2 separate regions of the Homo sapiens genome follow, and region 2 is linked to region 1. The links are chromatin loops, found by intact Hi-C in ENCODE. Cell type or tissue: tibial artery. All regions are shown on one strand.

The links. Peaks named below come from ENCODE experiments on the same cell type or tissue, not always from the same donor. Only the 100,000 strongest peaks of a DNase experiment are listed, where the experiment ranks them.
Region 2: it touches region 1 in a loop (2.2-fold over the local background); 46 of 110 quality-filtered maps call a loop at or near these places.

Annotation. Positions count from the first base shown.
Region 1 is chr4:5,132,239-5,137,238 of GRCh38, forward strand. All of the region lies in intron 1 of STK32B (serine/threonine kinase 32B), which reads left to right. Among named protein-coding and RNA genes, the nearest start is that of STK32B, 83 kb to the left of the region's middle. RefSeq lists a silencer at 1,024-1,318 and an enhancer at 1,783-2,381. In tibial artery, no CTCF peak of the experiment used is centred here; no DNase peak of the experiment used is centred here.
Region 2 is chr4:4,979,491-4,984,490 of GRCh38, forward strand. The region is part of intron 2 of LOC101928306 (a long non-coding RNA gene); the gene reads left to right. Among named protein-coding and RNA genes, the nearest start is that of CYTL1, 37 kb to the right of the region's middle. In tibial artery, no CTCF peak of the experiment used is centred here; a DNase peak (open chromatin) is centred at 2,141.

The DNA of each region.
Region 1 (5,000 bases):
GTGCATATGTCTTTATAGTATGATTTATATTTCTTTGGGTATCACTTATAAGTGGGAGCTGAACAATAAAAACACATGGACATAAAGAGGGGAACAACAAACACTGGGTGGAGGGAGAGGATCAAAAAGCTACCTATTAGGAACTATGCTTACTACCTGGGTGATGACATAATCTATACACCAATGCCCTGTGACATGCAGTTTACCTAAGTAACAAACCTGAACTTGCACCCGGAACCTAAAATAAAAAATAAATAAAAGGGGATGCATAAGGGTGAGAGAAGATGTGACAACCAAAGCAGAAGTCGCAGTAATATGGGATCACAAGCTGAGGAATGTGACACCTCTGGAAGCTGAAAAGACAAGCAGACAGATTTTCCCCAAGATCTTCCAGAAGAAACACAGTCCTGCTGACAGCAGGATTTCAGCCCAGGGAGACTTCCAGGACTGTAAGATAATAAATTGATATTATTTAACCTACCAAGTATATGGCCATTTGTTATAGCAGCACCTGGAAATTCATACACCTGGATTTACTTTCATTCATAGAATTTACCACTTTTTTTTTTTTTTGGGACAGAGTCTTGCTCTGTTACCCAGGCTGGAGTGGAGTGCAGTCGTGTGATCTTGGCTCACTGCAACCTCTGCCTTCTGGGTTCAGGTGATTCTTCTGCCTCAGCCTCCCAAGTAGCTGGGATTACAGGCATGCACCACCACTCCTGGCTAATTTTTGTATTTTTAGGAGAGATGGGGTTTTGCCATGTTGGCTAGGCTGGCTGGAACCCCTGACCTCAAGTGATCCACCTGCCTCAGCCTCCCACAGTGCTGGGATTACAGGCATGAGCCACTGTACCTGGCCAGAATTTACCACTTTCTGCCATTGAATTGCAGATTTGTCTCCTTGCACCAGAAGGTCAGCTCCCCTGTTGTAGGTTCATTGTGTGTTTTGTTCACTGTTGGTTCCCGGTACGTAGTAGAGGGCCTGGAAGGCAACATATACTCAGTCATCATTTCAACAAGTGTATACCCACTCAGTAAAAATGTATTTATTCTCCCCAAAATATTTTTTGAATGAGTGACTAATGGAAGCTTTTCATGATAGATGCCTGCCACAGCTTGGTCAGCCCCCTTTCTGTGTAAACATCAACAATTTCCTGTAGAGAGGGTGATCTCATTTCCCACTCCCTCAGAGAGCTCCCTACCCATACTCCCACTACTCAATGTAGGTCATTCATTCATGCATATATGTCATTATCTTGAGTGAGTACTTAACACAGCACTACCTGCCTGGCACCTGGATTCAGCAATGAACAAGACTGTGGCTCTTTGTTAAGGGGTCATCTGGTTACCTGGATTATTTCTGTACTAAGGAGAGACAAACTCAGAAATAATCGCCATCATTATATGCTGATTATATAATAGTCTTATTCCAAGAAAAATCTTAGAGAGATGTTAGCTCATTGTACAGATGAAGAAACTGAGATTCTGAGATGTTAAGTGACTAGGTTGAAGGCCCATGGCTGGACCAGGGGATTGGGTGGCCACTCTTCAGTGGCTTCTGTTTACTGAGTTGCCCTTTTGCTACGTCACTGTCTATGGCCGTCATCCTGACTTGGGGATGCAGGCATCACTACCTCCATTTTATTAAATGGAAAATCAAGGCTTGGAAGTTAACTTACGTCCTCAGGTTCACACTGACTCAAATAGTGGGGCTGGGTTTAAAACTTTGTTTAAACCTTTGTCCAGGGAACACCAAACCCTCCTTTTCATCCATGGCCTGACTCTCTCCCCATCAACAGATAGGACCTCTCTCTGCTGCAGCCCAATGACCCATACCTCAGATGCTTACAGAATCAGGCAGGAAACAGAGATGCATAAACTGGGCCAGGTGTGACAGTGGTGAATCAGAGAATATTGTGGAAGGGCATCGCAGGCCCAGATTTTTTTGGCAAATCTTCCAATTTCTTGCGGTTTTAACGTGTTCCCCAAAGTTTATGTGTTGGAAACTAAATTTCTAATGAAACAGTGTTGAGAGGAGAGGCCTAATAAAAGGTGATTAGGCCATGAAATCTCTGCCCTTATGAAGGGACTGCTGTCATTATCATGGGAGTAGATTAGTTATCACAAGAGTGAATTACAAAAGCAAGCTTAGCCCCCTCTTGCTCCTTTGTTATCTTGCGCTCTCCTGCCCTTCCTCTGTGGGATGATGCAGAAAGAAGGCCCTCATCAGATGCCAGCACCTTAATTTTGGACTTCTTAGCCTCCAGAACTGTGAAAAAATAATTAAAAATAAATAAATTACCCAGTCTGTGGCATTCTGTGATAGCAACACAAAACAGACTAAGGCATATCAGAAACCAGGATTTGGGGGTGACATTGTCTAATTTTTAAATACTGTAACTTATTCAAAACAATTTTAATCATTGGACTAGCCAGACTAAACACACGCATGACCCACCCATGTGCAAACTTGTGCCCAGCACCAACTCTGCAAGGAATGAGCCGCAGGTTTCAGGTTTTTAGGAGGGCAGGAACGGGATGTTTGCTTACTTTTCTTGCTTGATGCCCACAGTGCTTAAATGCATGTGTTTGTACAGGATGTGGACTGTGGTTTACTTTCCATTAGAGATTGTTTGAAAGAGTTACTAGCCATCTTGAAAGTTCACTCTTGGCTGTTTGAATAAACAGCTTCATGAATATTGCAATGTTGAAAGCGTGCTATGAAATTCATTAGAAATAACTGGTCTAGTGGAAATGAGAAAAGAGCCCACTGGCATGTAAAGTAGGACAACCAGATTTACCCAGTGTGATCAATCACCATCAATAACTAATTAGCACTAATACACTTCCAGATTTATCAGTCGTGGAATATTTTGTCATGATTTAATCAGACCAGTGTTGTATCACAAGGGTGAAATATGAGGAAAAGCCACTAACATAGAATAATATTCATAGCAATACCTAAATGCTTAACCTTTATTAATTAAGATACCATGTACAACACTATGAGGTAGGTGTTGTATTTTACCCATTATATAGGTGTGGAGGCTGATGCACAGAGAGCCTGAGTGACTTCCCCAACATCACCCAGCCACAGCCACTGAGTGTTGGAGTGAGAATCCAAATCCAGGCAGCCTGGCTCCTATGTTGTTGTCCCAAATAACTCTTGTTCTTTGGCCTCTTAGTAAAATGACAGTGGGGCTGGAAATTTAACAATAAAATAGTTAGCATTTACTAAGCCGCTGCTATGTGCCTGGCTTTGAGTATCAGAAAAGAATGTTTCTAGCTTCTAGTAATAGACAACCTGACCCACTGAACAAATAAAATTGTTTTGTTATTTTTCCTAATATATTAAGTCCCAAGGTAAGTGGTTGCTGGCCTGTGTTCAGAGGCTCACAGGAAGGAGTGGCTTCCCTGCATCTGTCTTGATCCTTTGCTCATGTTTTTGGCTTTATAGTCACAAGATGGTTGTTGCAGCTCCAGATATCACGTCCACATTGAAGGCAGGAAGAAGTGGTAGAGTGGAAGGGCTACTCCAGCTCAGTGTGCCCCTTTCCTCACATACACAAAAAATGCTTTCCCAAAAATGTCTCCATCTCATTGATTAGATCTCATTGATTAGATCTGGATCACAAGGTCACTGCTGGCTGCACAGTGGCTGGAAAAGTGGGGAACACAATTGTCCGGATTAATTAGATCGGTAGTTCCCAAAGTGCAGTCCCAGAACCATCAGCACCACCTAGAAACTTCTTAGAAATGCAAATTCTCTAATGCCTCCTTAGAAATTCAGGAGGTGAATTCAGGAGGTGGTACACACTGATCTCTTAACAAGGTTCCAGGTGATTCTGAAAACGCCACTGGATTTGATCAATTATGACTATTGGGGATTATCATTCATTGCCTGGGGCTGGCCACAGTGATCCCTAAGGAGAGCTGGGTTTTTGTTATCAAGAAAGAAGGGAGAATTGAGCCTGGCTGAGCAAATAATGCCGCCAATGTGTTGTTCCATTGTCTTCATGATGCCTGGCAAGGCAGGTGCCACTGTCCTTGTGTTTTTGGCAAGGACACTGACACTCCTTTGCCTTTGCAGCAGTGCGTTTCCCATTTCTACCCTAGTGGTACACTTTTAGCGGTGTAACCCTTTGCAGCTCTAAGAGTCTGGTGGTGAGATACCACTTTTCAAGAATGTACTTCACCTCCAATCCGATCACTCTGCTAGCCCAAGCAGTGCTTGTGGCTTCCTCAGATGGAATGGGTTCCTGTTCAGAAACCAAGGGTGCCAAACTGGTTTTCCCCAGACTGGGTAGTTTTCAAGGATGCAGAACTTCCCGTACTAAAACCAGGAAGATTCCAAGGAAACCAGGACAAGATGGTCACCCAAAGAAACCACTCTTCAACCCTCTCACACCCCCCAGCCAATTCTTCCTACTCTGAGCAAACAACCTCACGTGACAGTATGATTCTAGGACCCATTATTGGCTTGGCATTTTCATTGACTGAAGCCATTTTAATCTGTTCATCAACCAAGTGTTAACTTTTCACTTATTCAAAGTGTCTTCTTTTAGGTGCTATTATGTCAGTGTCAGTGTAGTACACCCCAGGGAGATGCCAAATAAATAGGAACCACAGGCCGTGTGCTCAAAGTCATCTACATCCAATCTAGTCCAAGAAGCAGACAAGCATTCATTAAGTGCCTTTTTGCCCCATACATTGTTAGTTTCCCCAAAGGAGCCCACAATTTTGTAGGGGATATGGATGACATGGGTGAGTGGGAATATTTACAATGTTATAACACTAATTATTAAAGTAATAATGGCTTTTGGCATTTGACCATTTATTCAGTAATTAACACCTCCCTCCAGTTAGGAGACATGACAGAGGAGGAGGTTGATAGAGAACCAAGTCTCACCTCTACAGCGATAAAGCTGTGGCCAAGGAATGTAACTCAGGAAGGCAGTAATCATGCACTCCCTAATGCTGAAGCCTAGAATTAGCTGGAC
Region 2 (5,000 bases), 150 kb before region 1:
CCCAGTTTATAGTATTTTGTTATAGCTGCGTGAATGGACTAAGACAATAGCAAACCCTCACACTGGTTTCTTTTCCTGCTTTCCTGTCTCATTTGCCTTGTTCCCTTACTCCTGCTTCCTGGGATCATCTTCCTTAACAAGCCACGTGTTTAAGTCCATTCTCACACTGCTATAAAGAAATACCTGAGACAGCCATTTATAAGGAAAAAAGTTTATTTGGCTCAGAGTTCCACGGGCTGTACAGGAAGCACGACTCTGGCATCTGCTCAGCTTCTGGGGAGGTCTCAGAAAGCTTACAATCATGGCGGAAGGCAAACGGGGAGTGAAGCATCTCACATGGCAGGAGCAGGAGCAAGAGAGAGAGGGAGAAGGTGCTACACACTTTTAAACAACCAGATCTTGTGATGACTCACTCACTATCATAAGAACAGCACCAAGGGGACGGCGCTAAGCCATTCATGAAGGATCCACCCCCATGATCCAGTCACCTCCCACTGGGCCCCACTTCCAACTTTGGGGATTAGAATTTGACATGAAATTTTGGTGGGGACACAGATCGAAAACGTATCACTACTTATACCTAAATCCCTGTCTTAGCTTGAAAGAAACCCACACTAAAATATGCATTTACTCAGAAGCCATAACAGCAATAGCTACTATTGCTGGATATTTACCATATGCTGGGCATGTGGTTATGCTGAACAAACACTATCTCCTTTAATTCTCCCAGAATTCCCATGGTGCACTTACTTTATGAACAAGGAAACGAAACACAGAGTTGAAATAACTTGCTTGAAGTCAGAAAGCAAGGACCTGGCAGAGTCTGGGTTCTAACCCGGGACTCTCCAACTCCACATTTTTGAACTTGCCCCACCCCTATTCTGATGTCAAAGTCCAGATCCTTCCATGAGTGTGTTGTGTGACTTTGGTTCCATCATTTTAAATCTCTGAACTCACCTGGGTCTGAATTAGATGATCTCAAAATCTCTCTCTAGCATTAGCAGATGATAGCCCCATGACTCCAGGATGCAGATCACCTCCCGAGTGTCCCTTCCTCAGTGGTTTGCATGGAACTAAGTACATAGTTCCACCTCCAGTTCTACAGCCCTTGCAGATCCCCTACACCATGGCTGTCTCACTGATAAAGGCCAGAGCCCAAGTCTGGAAATCCACAATCCACGCAGAAAGATGGAAGGAGCCTGGGAAGAGGGAATGAGCTCCCTCCGTGAGGCCCAGGGTCAAGAGGAGCCCCTTACTGTTCCAGCCCCCACAAGGGATGGCTTTATGCTTCCTGCAGAGGGTAGCCTTGCAATGTGCATAAATTAAGCACGGTTCAGTCTTTATTGCCACGCAAAGCCTTGGGAGGACTGTTTTATATGTCTCTGTTCTCATGGCGTTAGCATCATATAGGCTGAAATTAATTCCACCAGACGGGCTGCTCACAAGCAGAGCCAAGAATTTCCTGGGAAGGAGTTAGGTCTGACTTTGGCAGCCGCTGTGTGCAGTGATAAAGGCGTCTCAGACGGTCTCACACAGCTGGGGCATCCAAGGGTATTATATTCTTTGGCCCTCGAGGGCTATTTCTCCCTCTTCCAGAAAACTGGGTGTGGAGTATGGGCTTGGAGTCAAGGCTGATCACAGATGGGAAATAGACCCTGGCATTCTCCCTCATCCCTGGATCATTTGATCGATGAGGCTAGGGAATCCCAAACAGGCCAGCCATCGTCCCTGTCTCAGAGCGCCGGAGCCATTGGGCCTGACTTCTGGGCTGGCTCACCTGCCCTGAAACCAGACTATTACCCACAGGAGATGGTTGCCTGAGCCCTGTGGCCTTGCTTCTGCCTTGAGTTCTGTTGGTCCTTTGTTTTGCAAAGAACTTCTAATATGGTGTCCAATTTGAGGTACCCCAGAGGCCGGGAAAGTAGGGGAGGTGATATTATTAGGCATGCTAATAATCATTATGATAATCACCACTATTTACCAAGTATTTCCCTCTGTACCAGCCCCCTTGGAAGCACTTTACACACATGAACACATTGCTTTGCAGAGAGGCCCATAGAGGAGAATGAAATGACCGAGGGCAGAGACACTCCCAGGGAATCTGCTCTGTGCCAGCCTCCTCCCCAGAAATTTCACAATCCAGAACTGTTGCAAAGCTTGCAGCTTGCCAAACATATTGTGTTAATCTCCATCCCTTTGCTTATGCTCTTCCATTTATGTGTCTAGCATTCCCTGGAAAATGCCTATTCATCCCTCAAAACCCAGCTCAGGATGCGTTTCCTTCTGCAAGCCGTGTTGTATCTCCCCAGGCTGATTGCATCTCCATTCAACCAGCACGTATTGGGAAGATTTCAAAAGGAATAAAGAACTCTTGTCTGCACGGGAGCTTAGTTTAGTGGCTGCTGAGTCCAGTCCCTCTTCAGAGCCACTCCCCTCCCTGACTGTCCCAGCCATCTTTCTCACCCTCCAGATTCCTGTTGGGTTTGGCCAAGGGGCGACATCAGCAGGAGATCTGAGGGCGGGAGAAGAGTGGGAATGGGTGTTGGTTCCCCTAACTCCCTCTCTGTGTGGTGTATGCACGTGTCTTTTGTGTTCTGTATTCAGATTCTTTGACGTCTGAGGCCTTGCTAATCCTGGAGGGACTGCCCCTCCCAGGGCTGGCCAATCTAGAAATGGTCAACAATTCGCTCAAGAGTGTGCTTTTCAAACGCCAACCAACTGATCCAGAGCCCACACCCTCCACCTCCTCCCCTATGGGGCTGTCACACTCCACCTGCCCTGATCATCCCAGGGCTGGAAACCAGACAATGCAGGGCAGCAACTCTGAGCCCCAGATCAGCTAAAATTATTCAAACCAGCAATCCTAAGCCTGCCTGCCCTGCCTCTTTCATTCCTTCCAATCAAAACCTCAATGGAGGTTCTTGCCTACTGTGTCTCCCCTCCCTGTCTCCTGACCCACCTACGTGTTTCCCCAGTGGCTCTTCATAGCATGGTGGGCCCTTTCTTATTGGGAACTCTAAGGGACAAATGATCTTTTCAGTGTCAGTCCTCTCCCAATCTGCTGGCCTTATCATACCGAAATAATATTCATATGGCCAGGCGTGGTGGCTCAGGCCTGTAATCCCAGCACTTTGGGAGGCTAAGGTGGACGGATCACCTGAGGTCGGGAGTTTGAGACCAGCCTGACCAACATGGAGAAACCCCATCTCTATTAAAAATACAAAATTAGCTGGGCGTGGTGGCACATGCCTGTAATCCCAACTACCTGGGAGGCTGAGGCAGGAGAATCGCTTGAACTCGGGAGGCGGAGGTTGCGGTGAGCCAAGATCACATCTTTGCCCTCCAGCCTGGGCAACAAGAGCAAAACTCCGTCTAATAATAATAATAATAATAATAATACATACATACATACATACATGAACACATGAGGTTGCTTAGGACGGGCTGCTTCTGTCTGCTAGAGCCCCACTGCTCTGGCCCGTTGCTCCCATCTTGTGTTTCTGTCTCCGTTCCAGAGACCACCCCCTCACTCCCCATCGGGCCTAGGAGCAGTGACACTACCCCCTGCCCTTAGCCCCTGGGTTCTACACTGTCTCTTGCTGGTTACCCAAACCTCGTTCACAACTTGGTGAGTAGTCTTTGTATTAAAGTCTTTGTATTAAAGTATTTGTATTAAACAGTTTGAGAGTCTCTGTTTCTTGGTGGGGATGGAGCCATGAGCAGACCAGTTGAACACCCTCCTCTCCATCTATCCAACCGCCTTCACTTGCTTGTCTCGAAATCTGCCTCTGGCAGGACTCTTGAGTCCAGCCTCTGCTTCCCACATCTTGGTGTCCCTGCACAGCAAAGCAATCCCCAACCTGCAGGGAGCTGAGACAAGCAGCAGGATGGAAGGACAGCATTTGGTGGTTGGTCCAATGGAGGGATTGACGGAGGAGTCACAGAGGATGCCCAGGTCTCCAGTGTCACCAGTGGTGGGGCCAGACAGAGAATAGGCTTGTGGGGGAAAGAGATGAATTCATTCATGCTGTACAGAGCTGGAGGGGCCTGTGGCATCCACATGGCCAGTGAACCACGTAAGAGGGGGTCATGGTGTGGAGAGACCCCCCAGGAACCATGCAGAGAGGAATGGGAGTGGGTCCAGGGGAGCCGGGCTGGCATGTGGAAGCAGCAAGAAGCCACTGCTGGGGTGAAAAGCAGAGAAAGGAGAGGAGAGGGCAGAGCCCAAGGACCAGGCAAGGCAGGCTCTCATGGGGAAGTCCCAGGGACGTGGGCTGAGAGGGACCTTTGCATTTGCCCACTGAAACATCATGCGGGTCTGTGAGTTTTGCGGCAAGGAGGAGGGGGCAAAGGTGTGTTTGAGCAGGCGAGGATGACCATGGAAGGTGCGTGAGTCCTGACATGGGTGTGCTCAGAGGATAGCCTCGGATACGCGCAGGTGCGTGAGAAACTGTTGAAGGAAAGCGAACACGGGCAGGAGGGGTGTTGGGGGCTAAACTGTGTCCCCCTCACCCACATTCACATGTGGAAGCCCTGAAACCCCATACTTCAGAGTGTGATTGTCATTGGAGATAGGGCCTTTAGGGAGGTGATTAAGGTGAAATGAGACCATCAGAGTGGGGCCCCAATCTAGTACAGTTGGTGTCCTCATAAGGAGGGGAAGAGACACCAGAGCCCTCTCCCCTCGAGCATCCACACAGGAAAGACTGTGTGAGGACACAGCAAGAAGGTGGCTGTCTACAAGCCAGGTAGAGAGGCCTTACCAGGAACCAACCCTGTTGCACCTTTATCCTGGACTTCCAGCCTGCCGAACTGTGAGAAAAGAAACTCCTGTTCTTTAAGCTGCCTGGTCTGTAGTGTTCTGTTAGAGCAGCCTGAGCTGACTAATACAACAGGTATGGCCACCTGGCCCAGGTGGGGCAGGTGGGGGAAGGACAGGAAATGGAGACAGCTGAAGGACGGGCAAAGTTGAGTGGCTGAAAGTGTAGGGAACAGCATTT